Regions from separate parts of the Homo sapiens genome. Here region 2 is linked to region 1. A link is an interaction called in ENCODE POLR2A ChIA-PET data of the cell type or tissue named here. Cell type or tissue: GM12878. All regions are shown on one strand. Links, peaks and the distances in the headings refer to the core of each region. The heading gives the core; the rest is flanking DNA.

The links. Peaks named below come from ENCODE experiments on the same cell type or tissue, not always from the same donor. Only the 100,000 strongest peaks of a DNase experiment are listed, where the experiment ranks them.
Region 2: POLR2A ChIA-PET joins it to region 1 with 5 read pairs; 1 of 35 experiments calls an interaction of 5 or more read pairs at or near these places.

The regions. Positions count from the first base shown.
Region 1 is chr17:36,078,283-36,086,738 of GRCh38, reverse strand. The region is part of intron 2 of CCL3-AS1 (CCL3 antisense RNA 1); the gene reads right to left. Among named protein-coding and RNA genes, the nearest start is that of CCL3, 7.6 kb to the left of the region's middle. In GM12878, for the core only: no CTCF peak of the experiment used is centred there; DNase peaks (open chromatin) are centred at 3,898 and 4,448; H3K4me3 peaks cover 343 bases; H3K27ac peaks cover 1,084 bases.
Region 2 is chr17:35,879,440-35,881,939 of GRCh38, reverse strand. It overlaps CCL5 (C-C motif chemokine ligand 5), which reads left to right and starts at 1,580. Exons shown (of 3, transcript NM_002985.3): 1 at 1,580-1,710. The coding sequence starts at 1,635. The region is part of intron 1 of LOC105371745 (a long non-coding RNA gene); the gene reads right to left. In GM12878, for the core only: no CTCF peak of the experiment used is centred there; a DNase peak (open chromatin) is centred at 1,469; H3K4me3 peaks cover 435 bases; H3K27ac peaks cover 1,339 bases.

The DNA of each region.
Region 1 (8,456 bases), core at 2,509-5,008:
TGTAAAGTATATTATTTTGTTTTATTTTTAAATGCCATATATACATATATATTTACATAGGCAAATATTTGGAAAGATACACATCAAATAGCTAACTGATTTCTTTGAGGAAATGAGGCTTTTTTTTTTTTTTAGGAATGAGGGTTTTTCCTTTTTATATTCTGCACTTTTAAAACTTTGAGTTATTTTCTGATTAGCTTGCATAGCTTACCTCTCTGGTCTCATCTTACCCTATTCTTTGATGGGTGATATTCCATCCATCACAACCACTTTCTGGTAGGGATTCTGAGTTGATGCAGAGAGGATAGAGCTCAACCTGGCTTATACTGTTTTGATGCCATGATGGCTTTCATATAATGAGGGTACAGCAACAAACACGTCTTTTTGACAAGGCTGTTTCTCTCTCTCTCTCTCTCTCTCACACACACACACGCACACACACACACACACACACACACACACACACACAAGCAGCTTTTGTCCCCATAGACGCAGTGAAGGTGTCATCATTCCTTCTTTATTGGCTTTCAGGAAAAAATATAGGGGCATACAATATTTGCCTGCACTGAATTGTTTCTCAAGGTCTAGAAACCCAAAGCTAAACGAAGTTTAATCATGCCCAACATTCCCTAAATACAAGTGTTATGAACAAACAGTAAGTTGAACAAAGACCCCTGATAGGGAACTGGAGAATGGGTACTGCATTTTTAAGCAGTTCAGCTGATCTGGCAGTCCCTAGCTCTCCTCCCTGGGAGAATGTCCTCTATGGACAATCTGAGATGTGCAATGTGGAGGATCTGCTTTCTGGAGGCTGCTGACTTCCTGTCTGTGTGAGTTAGCCTGAGGTTGCCTTAGGTATTGTGCAATCAGCAACTTTTTGGAACCAGTCTTATGGTTTCTTTGGCAATGTGACTCCCTTCTAATGTCTGTAGGCTACTATTTGCTTCTGATCAATTCCATGGGCCAGGTAGCCAGAAGCAGACAGGTTGTCAGTTACATAGTTTGCATTTGCATTTTAACTGGGGTTGGGGATGTGCATTTTCTTTTTTCTTTTTTTTTTTTTTTTTTTGAGATGGAGTCTCCCACTATCACCCAGGCTAGAGTGCAGTGGCGTGATCGCGGCTCACTGTAACCTCCGCCTTCCGGGTTCAAGCGATTCTCCTGCCTCAGCCTCCCAAGTAGCTGAATTACAGGTGCCCGCCACCACACCCAGCTAAGTTTTTATATTTTTAGTAGAGATAGGGTTTCACCATGTTGGCCAGGCTGGCCTCTAACTCCTGACCTCATGATCCGCCAGCATTGGCCTCCCAAAGTGCTGAGCTTACAGGCGTGAGCCACTGCGCCCAGCTGGGGATGTGCACTTTCTAGCACAGACTGCACTACCATTGTCACCCCGACCTCCCAGCCCCTGGTGAGAGACCTCTGCCTGCATCTTGGCCCATGTGGAGGTGATGAATATTTGACGCTTGGCCTCATTATGTCTCTCATCTTCCTGTCTCTGCTCATGCTAACTTTATCTTAGAGTAGAAAATCCTGCATTTACAGCCCTTTCAGTCTTCAGATTACTGGATTCTCAGTCAACAGGCTGGAAGGGCCTTTTTAGCAAGTCGCATTTCTTCTTTTTCAATTTCAGATGAGCCCATTTCAAAGTAGCCTAAACTCTTTCTTAAAGGACCTTACTGATATAATACACAGCAACTAAATTCCAATATTCAGAATCTTTTCTAACAAATTCCTTAATGCTGCAGCCTTGGTATTTGGCACAGGCTTTTAGCACCAAAATAAGACAGACCATAGTTCAACCAGCACGTGCAATACCTTGTAATGGGTATGGCAAAAGGTAGTGCCCAGACAGGACAGCATGGTGAATATCACCTGGGAACTTGGGAGAAAGGCATATTCTGAGCCCCACTTCCTTTCTTAATAGACTAGGGCCCAGCAACCTGTGTTTTCACAAGGCTCCAGGTAATTCTGATGCATGTAAGGTTTAAAACTCACTTCCATTTCACAAGGTCCTCACCAAATTACCTCCTACTTTCTCATTTCAGCCAGTTCCACACTTCAGTCAGGGCCTGTGACTTTTAACAAACCCTGTGTCTCTGCACAGATGCAGATCTCGTATCTCTCAGGATGCTGGCAGTTTCCAGGCAGAAAGCAAACAAGCAAACCAAACTCAAAGAGGCTTTGAGTAAATGCACCTTGTGGCTCCAAGACTATAGGGCATCGAGGTGGCCCTAGCTCCAGGCAAGGCTGGACGCAGCGGCCCTGTGGTATCTCATGAGTCCTCTTTGCTTCTCTTTCTGATCTCCCTTTCCTGTGAGAGGCCCTGGGTGGCTGCCAGTACCTGCCAGTGTACATGAATCCTTGTTCATTTTCTGCAGGGAAGAGTGAGTCTGTGTTCCCATTGGAAAAAACATCACTAGGCCCTTTTGGATTTGACTGACTTAGGAACCGAATTCCTAACCAGTCGCTGTGGTTATGGGGATGGGTTTCATTGATTTGCTTAAGTTAATCAAGGCACATAACTTGAATCTTTGGGTTTACTGAATTTTACATAAACTTAAAGCCTGAGAATGGTGGGGAAGGGGGTTTGCCCTGAAGAAATGTGAGTTTCTGGCATCAGGGAACATGCAGAATAGATGCTGGTCAGGAAAAACAAGTTTTCACTATAATGTGTTTGTCTTTTTCCTGTTATTTTTGTCTTGATGATATAAAAGGCACTAATACTTTGTGTGTGGTAAACATTTCTTCTCCTATGCTCTCTAGATTAGAAACTATTAGTCGTCCACTTTCCTGAATGACTTTATTTTTAATGAGATGCTGACTTGTGTTATTTCCAGTTGCCCAATGAATGACTATTGCCCAAATCTAGGGCAAAAGAGACATAAACTCTTCATGATGTCAAGGTAACCACTAGAAAATGGGGCTACATACCCACTCCAGAACATACTGAGAAAGGTAGAACTGGCCCTGCCATAAGCACTACCCACCTTCCTTCATAGAAGCCAAAGATCGGGCACTGAGGATGCAGGAGGAGATGAGACAATTCTTAGAACAATGAGTCCTCAATAGAAATTGTCCATATTAAGGAACAGAAGGGAGTCCTTTCATAGTGGATGGACAAAGGGGTAGACAAGGAGACTGCAAGCGAAGGAGACACTTCATACTTGCCGTTTTTATTCCTCCTCTTTCCTGGGAACTGCACCCACAAAAATACATTATGTGGGATTGACCACATCCCAAATGCTAGGTGGCTCCTGATTAAAATAAGCTGATTTGCATCTTGAGTTTTTTAAGCTTACCATAACATAAGCATTTCTCATGTCACTGCATTGTTTGTAAAGGCTGCCTAATAGCCAATCAAGGGAAGATCCCATAATTTTCTTAGCCATTTCCATATCATAGGCAATTTAAATTGGGTCCAATTTTAAGTTGCTATAAATATGCTGGGGACCAAATACACTTATGCATTGTTCATTTTTTCCATATTTGAATTTATTTCTATGGAGAATAGATTCCTAGACATGGACCCTCTTGGCCAAAGGCTAAGAACATTTATTTCAAGGTTCCTTATGCATATTAGCACCCATATTAAACACATCTTTAGGTCCTTGGCTTAGCGCATATCTCTCTTGAATGAACAGATGTCTGAAAGCCTGGCTGTACTCTCATCGCTCAGTAGCTCAGGCTTTGCTAATACAGCTCTGTCCATCTGTGTGTGATTGAAGTTGGGCTGTGCTGCTCAGGACTCCTGGCATCATTGCATAAGTCAAGTCTACACCGTTAGAACAGCTGTGGGATAACAGAGAAGTTTCTGCTCTGCCAGGGAAAATATGACTACAGAGCTTTAGTGAGAAGGAAGTAGCTAAGTGTGGTCTGGGGTAACACCAATATCTCACCTCCTGTTGCTGTGGAAACCACTTCCCCACAAACAGCCCCAAGACAAGTGAGCACTTGAACTGTTCCTGCAAATACCCTGAGCCCTGTGGTTACCCAAGACCCCCTTGCATGTGCAAGTCAACAAGACACCACGGTGCTTAAAAAACATCCTGTCTCATGAGCCCCGGTTTCCATCTTCCCATGACTCAGGGCTTACCTCTTTAGAGAAGGGGACACAGCTCAGACCCCACAGCTGGTGACTGAGTGCCCAAGTCCTATCCTCTTCTGCTCACACTCTTGGGCCCTCACGTCCTCCTCTCTCACGATGCCCCCCTGTTCCTGGGCCTCCTCTCACGAGTCAGTCTTTGTCCTGCCTTTTGCTGTTGTTCCCTGCACTCTCTGGCTGGGGTCAAACCACATCGCCAAAGTCCAGGGACAGAGGTACCCAAGTGAAACAGAGAACTTCCTAAGGGATTTTCAAAATGCCCTGGGCTATCTGTTCAGGAAGATTTTCTTCCCCAAAGTGTTTTCACTTTCTATTCTATAAACCTTAAAGGCAGGGTACGGTCTTGTCCTACTTAGTGAAGGAGAACATTGAGTAGGTTTCAATAAGGGGCAGAACCCAGCTACAATCGCTTCCTGGTGGCCAGCTGAGTCATAAAATTGCCACAGGTCTGCCTCACAGGTGATTTGCAGAGATGGCCTCTTGCTGGAAAAATTTCTTCTTAGACCATATTATGTTCCCCCAGTAGAGCTGGAATAAGAGGCAGACTATCTAACTAGCTGCAATTTCTACAGAGGGAGATGGAGGCCAAACCTAAGGCTCAAACAGAAATGGAAGGGAAAAGTGGGGAAACAAGAAATCCCCAACTTCCTGCTGGTTCTTCTCACCCCCAAATCTCCAACTTCCTGCCAGTTCTTCTCATCCCCAAATCATCCCCTGAACAGTGCTGTCTCCATCTACTTCCTTCTGATTTTATCACTGGGTAGAAGGAGTTGGCTCACTTGTCCCCAGTGAAAAATGACTCAGGGTCACGCTGCTCCTTCCCTCAGAATGCCCAGGTCCCCAAGCACCCAGGCATCTGCTGCTTTTCCTAGGACCCCCAGAAGCCCCCCTAGCAAAATGGTAAATGGCAATTATGAGACTCACTGCTGGTGCCAGGCGAGGGCTGGTGCTTCTGCCCATCTCTGGAGAGAAGCAGGACTTGGAGGGTGGCAGCCTGCAAGGGCACCAGTCGGTTTGAGGGCCATCCTGGGGACCCCAGGCCTTTGAGGTCCTATCTGGTGGTGGGACACAGGGAAGGGCCATAGAGGTGTTTTCTGGCCTGACCTGGGGTCTGCAGGGAACCAGGGAAGAGCTGCCCCTGGCAGAGGGAAGAGAGGAGGAAGTGTTAGCAGGAGGAGGCTGCCTGAGGAGACCGCCTGAGCCACTGAGGTAAAGTCTAGGGAGCTGAGGTTGGGCAAAGAATCTTGAACAAGTGGATAGGCCCTATGCTTGCCAAGACAGAGATGGGAAGGCAGCATGGGACCAGGAATTCCCTTGCTGATTCCTCAATTTTTATAACTGTCTCTTTTAACAGCTTCCAGAATGAAAGTGGCTGAGGCTGGCATGTCTGTGCCAACCCCACCAAGTTCTGGTGCCAAGTGCATCATTGATCTCAGAGTCAAATCCCTGAGTGACCTGGAAGCAACAAGACACTGTTACGTTTGTGGCAGATTAGGAAGCAGGGACCCAGGCCCTAGGGACGTCCCTTCAATTCCTGAACCTACCCCTACCCAAGCAACCACACTCTGGGACTCTTCTTAACATGCATTTCAACTTATCTAGACTATTTAATTTTTGTAATGTATTTCTATGCGTTCTTGACTGCTTGTCAGAAGGGACTTCACAACACCCTCTACGCCCCTTCCTCAGCCCCTCCAGTCACACAGCGGCTGACACATATTCAGGCACATGGCTATTCTTTGTGGCTCTCATACAAGGTGGGTGGCTACGTTCAGCTTTTTCTAGAGGACATTGTTCCAAAGCTGTCAACCAACAAATATTTATAGAACATTATTTACCATTTCTATGTTCAGCTATGTAAAATAATGAATTTGTTTTGAGTAAACCAGTCTTAAACTGTTGGTGATCCTATTGGCTTTGTTTTGTGACAAAGCAAGGTGGTGGGATGGGAGGGGAAGAGTAGAAAACTCTGAAGAGGGGAAGTCAACAGAAAGGAAATGACGGTAATGCCTCTCCCCAAATAATGAAACACTACTTTATAAAACAAGGATTATTTTATAAAATATTATGCACCCAGTGTATAATGCATATGCACTAGGTAAATTCATGCTTGATATATATATTCATGCATTTAAGTTTATTTTTCTCATGGGTCAAGCTCTCTTAAAAATTATTCATTGTCCTTCAAATTCTAACAATGTCTCCAAGGGCTAAGTATTATTAATATTCCCATTTGATAGAAGAGGAAATGTTGGCTCAGAGGGTTAAAACAACTTGTCCAAGGCCATGCAGCAAATAAATAGTGTAACTAATATGCAAACCTATGAGCATTCCAGAACCACCTGGGATGGTCGTTTAAAATGCTCACAAGAGAATTGGGTTTGGATGTGGGAATCTAGACTTTTACCAAACCCCTATGTGATATACATACAGACCAAAGACCAAAAACTACTGAATTTCTCAATAAAACTGGTTTTTGTTTTTTTGTTTGTTTGTTTGTTTGTGTTTTTGAGATGGAGTCTTACTTGGTCACCCAGGCTGGAGTGCAGTGGTGTGATGTCGGCTCACTGCAACCTCCACCTCCCAGGTTCCAGTGACCCTCCTGCCTCAGCCTCCCAAGTAGCTGGGATTACAGGTGCATGGCACTACACCCGGCTAATTTTTGTATTTTTAATAGAGACGGGTCTTCACCATGTTGGCCAGGCAGGTCTTGAACTCCTGACCGGAGAGATCCGCCTGCCTCAGGCTCCCAAAGTGCTGGGATTACAGGCATAAGCCACTGTGCCCGGCCTCAATAAGAATTTAACCACTCTTTTAAAAATAAGACACACATGGTAATAGACATCTTACCTGGGTATTATTTCCCTAGAATCCATGCTCCACAAAATCAGTGGTTAACATTAGAGAAAGGAAAGACAGTCAGCCAATATATACAACAAGACTTCTATTGTGAATGCAGAATTATTTGACGGATTGCCTAGATTGAGGTTAAGAAACTATGGTCCTCAGAACAAATCTAGCATGACCCTGTTTTGTAAATAAAGTTTGGTTGAAACACAGCCACTCCTGCCCTTTTACATATTATTTATTGCAGCTTTCCCAAGACAAAGGTGGAGTCACATTGTTCTAACAGAAATGATATAACCCACAAAGACACCAGTATTTACTATCTGGCCTTCTATAGAAAATGTGTGCTAACTTCTGGCCTGTTATGTTTTTAAGTATAAGAAAGTTAGACTGAGTCAGGATTCCTGCTGTAAAATGCAAGTGGGAGAAATTCAACATACTTGTGAGAAATGCAAGATATATTAACTTTTTGATAAGCCCTACTTACTTTGTGTGTTTAAAACAATCTATTTTTTAGTATCAAAAAGTGACATTTTGATAATCGGCATTTTTGAAGAGAAATTACACAGTCTGTAGAAAAATTTAAAATTTACATACTCTTCAATCTTATTTCTAGGAATCTATTTCAAGAAACACTATCTAAAGAAACAAAGGAGGGCCAGGTGCAGTGGTTCACTCCTATAATCCCTGCTCTTTGGGAGGCCAAGGCAGGTGGATAGCTTGAGGTCAGGAGTTGGAGACCAGACTGGCCAACACGGTGAAACCTCATCTCTACTAAAATACAAAAATTAGCCGGGCATGGTGGAAGGCGCCTGTAATCTCAGCTACTTGGGAGGCTGAGGCAGAAGAACTGCTTGAACCCAGGAGGCAGAGGTTTCAGTAAGCCGAGATGGCACCACCGCACTCCAGCCTGGGTGGCAGAGTGAGACTCTGTCTCAAAAAAAAAGACACAAAGTGTTGGCACATTGCTGTTGTTTGCAGCTCTGTTTGTAAAACAACCAATAGAAATAAATTCTTTAAAAGATGAATAGTTTAAACCATTGTGGTATAACCACATAATAAACACAAAATTACTGAAAAGAATGAAGTGGATATACATAGTGAAATGAAAGGTATCTAAGATATTAATGTAAAACTATGTATATAGAATATACATTCCATATGTGTATCTCTATACCAATATCTATATTACCACATATTTATTATATAACTGTACATATAATAATATTTTGCTTTGGTAAAAGCTATATATATTTACATAAACATAAGAAGGACATTTGATGTGTGTGATATATCCCAATCTATTAAATGTGATTTCCCTGGCAACCATAACTTTTAAGAAATGAGGATCTCCACTTTTCATTTTCCATTCTTTGTGCTTTGATTTTCATAAGTATGAGTATGTGATTTTTAACTCAAAAACCAAGATTTGAGAAGCTGGGGCCTTGCACTAAAAACTGGTTCTCTCTTAGTCCTCTTGAACCACTTGCTCTGGGTCCCTCAT
Region 2 (2,500 bases), core at 1-2,500, 200 kb after region 1:
CCAAGGCGGGCGGATCACGAGGGCAGGAGATAGAGACCATCCTGGCTAACATGGTGAAACTCCATTTCTACTAAAAATACAAAAAAATTAGCCAGGCATTCTGGCCAGCTCCTGTAGTCCCAGCTACTTGGGAGGCTGAGGCAGGAGAATGGCGTGAACCTGGGAGGCACAGCTTGCAATGAGCCGAGATTGTGCCACTGCAGTCCAACCTGGGCGACACAGCAAGACTGTCTCAATAATAATAATAATAATAATAATATTATTATTATTATTCAGATGCCAATTTCAGCCTAGCCCGGACCAAATTGTTGCTAATTCTGAACTACTAAAATAGGAATTGATGAAGACTTACTGTATCCAGTTCTTTGGAATGCAGTAAGGACCCTAGCTCTAATCCAGAAGTTCCACATGGGTTCAGTTTTGAGGATACTCCTAACCACGAACCCTTTAATGTTGGGCAGTACTTAATGGACAGAGCACTGAAGTGGGAGTGAGGGCAACTGGGTTCTGATCCCAACTCTGTCATTCATTTGCTGTGTGTTCTTAGCAAGTCACTCCTGCTCACTGGGCCTTGGTTTCCTCTTGTGCAACTGAAGAACATGGAAAAAATGATCCCTAAAGTCCTTTGAAGCTTTCATATTCTGTAACTTTTGTGCCCAAGAAGGCCTTACAGTGAGATGGGATCCCAGTATTTATTGAGTTTCCTCATTCATAAAATGGGGATAATAATAGTAAATGAGTTGACACGCGCTAGGACAGTGGAATAGTGGCTGGCACAGATAAGCCCTCGGTAAATGGTAGCCAATAATGATAGAGTATGCTGTAAGATATCTTTCTCTCCCTCTGCTTCTCAACAAGTCTCTAATCAATTATTCCACTTTATAAACAAGGAAATAGAACTCAAAGACATTAAGCACTTTTCCCAAAGGTCGCTTAGCAAGTAAATGGGAGAGACCCTATGACCAGGATGAAAGCAAGAAATTCCCACAAGAGGACTCATTCCAACTCATATCTTGTGAAAAGGTTCCCAATGCCCAGCTCAGATCAACTGCCTCAATTTACAGTGTGAGTGTGCTCACCTCCTTTGGGGACTGTATATCCAGAGGACCCTCCTCAATAAAACACTTTATAAATAACATCCTTCCATGGATGAGGGAAAGGAGGTAAGATCTGTAATGAATAAGCAGGAACTTTGAAGACTCAGTGACTCAGTGAGTAATAAAGACTCAGTGACTTCTGATCCTGTCCTAACTGCCACTCCTTGTTGTCCCCAAGAAAGCGGCTTCCTGCTCTCTGAGGAGGACCCCTTCCCTGGAAGGTAAAACTAAGGATGTCAGCAGAGAAATTTTTCCACCATTGGTGCTTGGTCAAAGAGGAAACTGATGAGCTCACTCTAGATGAGAGAGCAGTGAGGGAGAGACAGAGACTCGAATTTCCGGAGGCTATTTCAGTTTTCTTTTCCGTTTTGTGCAATTTCACTTATGATACCGGCCAATGCTTGGTTGCTATTTTGGAAACTCCCCTTAGGGGATGCCCCTCAACTGGCCCTATAAAGGGCCAGCCTGAGCTGCAGAGGATTCCTGCAGAGGATCAAGACAGCACGTGGACCTCGCACAGCCTCTCCCACAGGTACCATGAAGGTCTCCGCGGCAGCCCTCGCTGTCATCCTCATTGCTACTGCCCTCTGCGCTCCTGCATCTGCCTCCCCATGTAAGTCCTGGTCTTGACCACCACAGCCCCTGGAGTCAGACTCTGCCTAGAATGCCTACCCCATCCCAATGACTGTCCCACACCTTGCCCTCTTTTCAACTGTAGCATGAATACTGTCTGAACCCCATTATTTACATTCTTATGAATTGTCTTACCCATATGTCCTGTTGTCCTTGAGAGATCTCTATGCTGCTTCATGGCAGGGATCTCCTGATCAGTTTTTCTGTCTTTAAGGTCTACACCCTCAAGGCCTACAGGTGTTCACTGAGTGTGGACTCATGTTGGGGAGATTAGTAGTCATGAGTAGCTCACACTGACTTTGAAACACGTCTGACTCATGCCTGTCAGCAGCAGGGTTTCTAAGAAATTTAACTAAACTAAAACTTCCTGAGACCCTGAGACAGCCATATTCTCTCTCATTTCATAAATGTAAAAAAAATTGGCTTATGAGAGGGTATGTGGCTTTATTAGAGTGAATACATTTAAAAAACAAATAAAAACAAGGAGAGGATAATAAAAGCTAATTAAATGGTTACTATGGATCAGGCATTGTGCTGATTTTGGCACATCTTTTTTTTTTTTTTTTTTTTTTTTGAGATGGAGTCTTCGCTCTGTCGCCCAGGCTGGAGTGCAGCGGCACGATCTCGGCTTACTGCAAGCTCCGTCTCCCGGGTTCATGCCATTCTCCTGCCTCAGCCTCCGGAGTAGCGGGGACTACAGGCACCCGCCACCACACCCTGCTAATGTTTTGTATTTTTTAGTAGAGACGGGGTTTCACCATGTTAGCCAG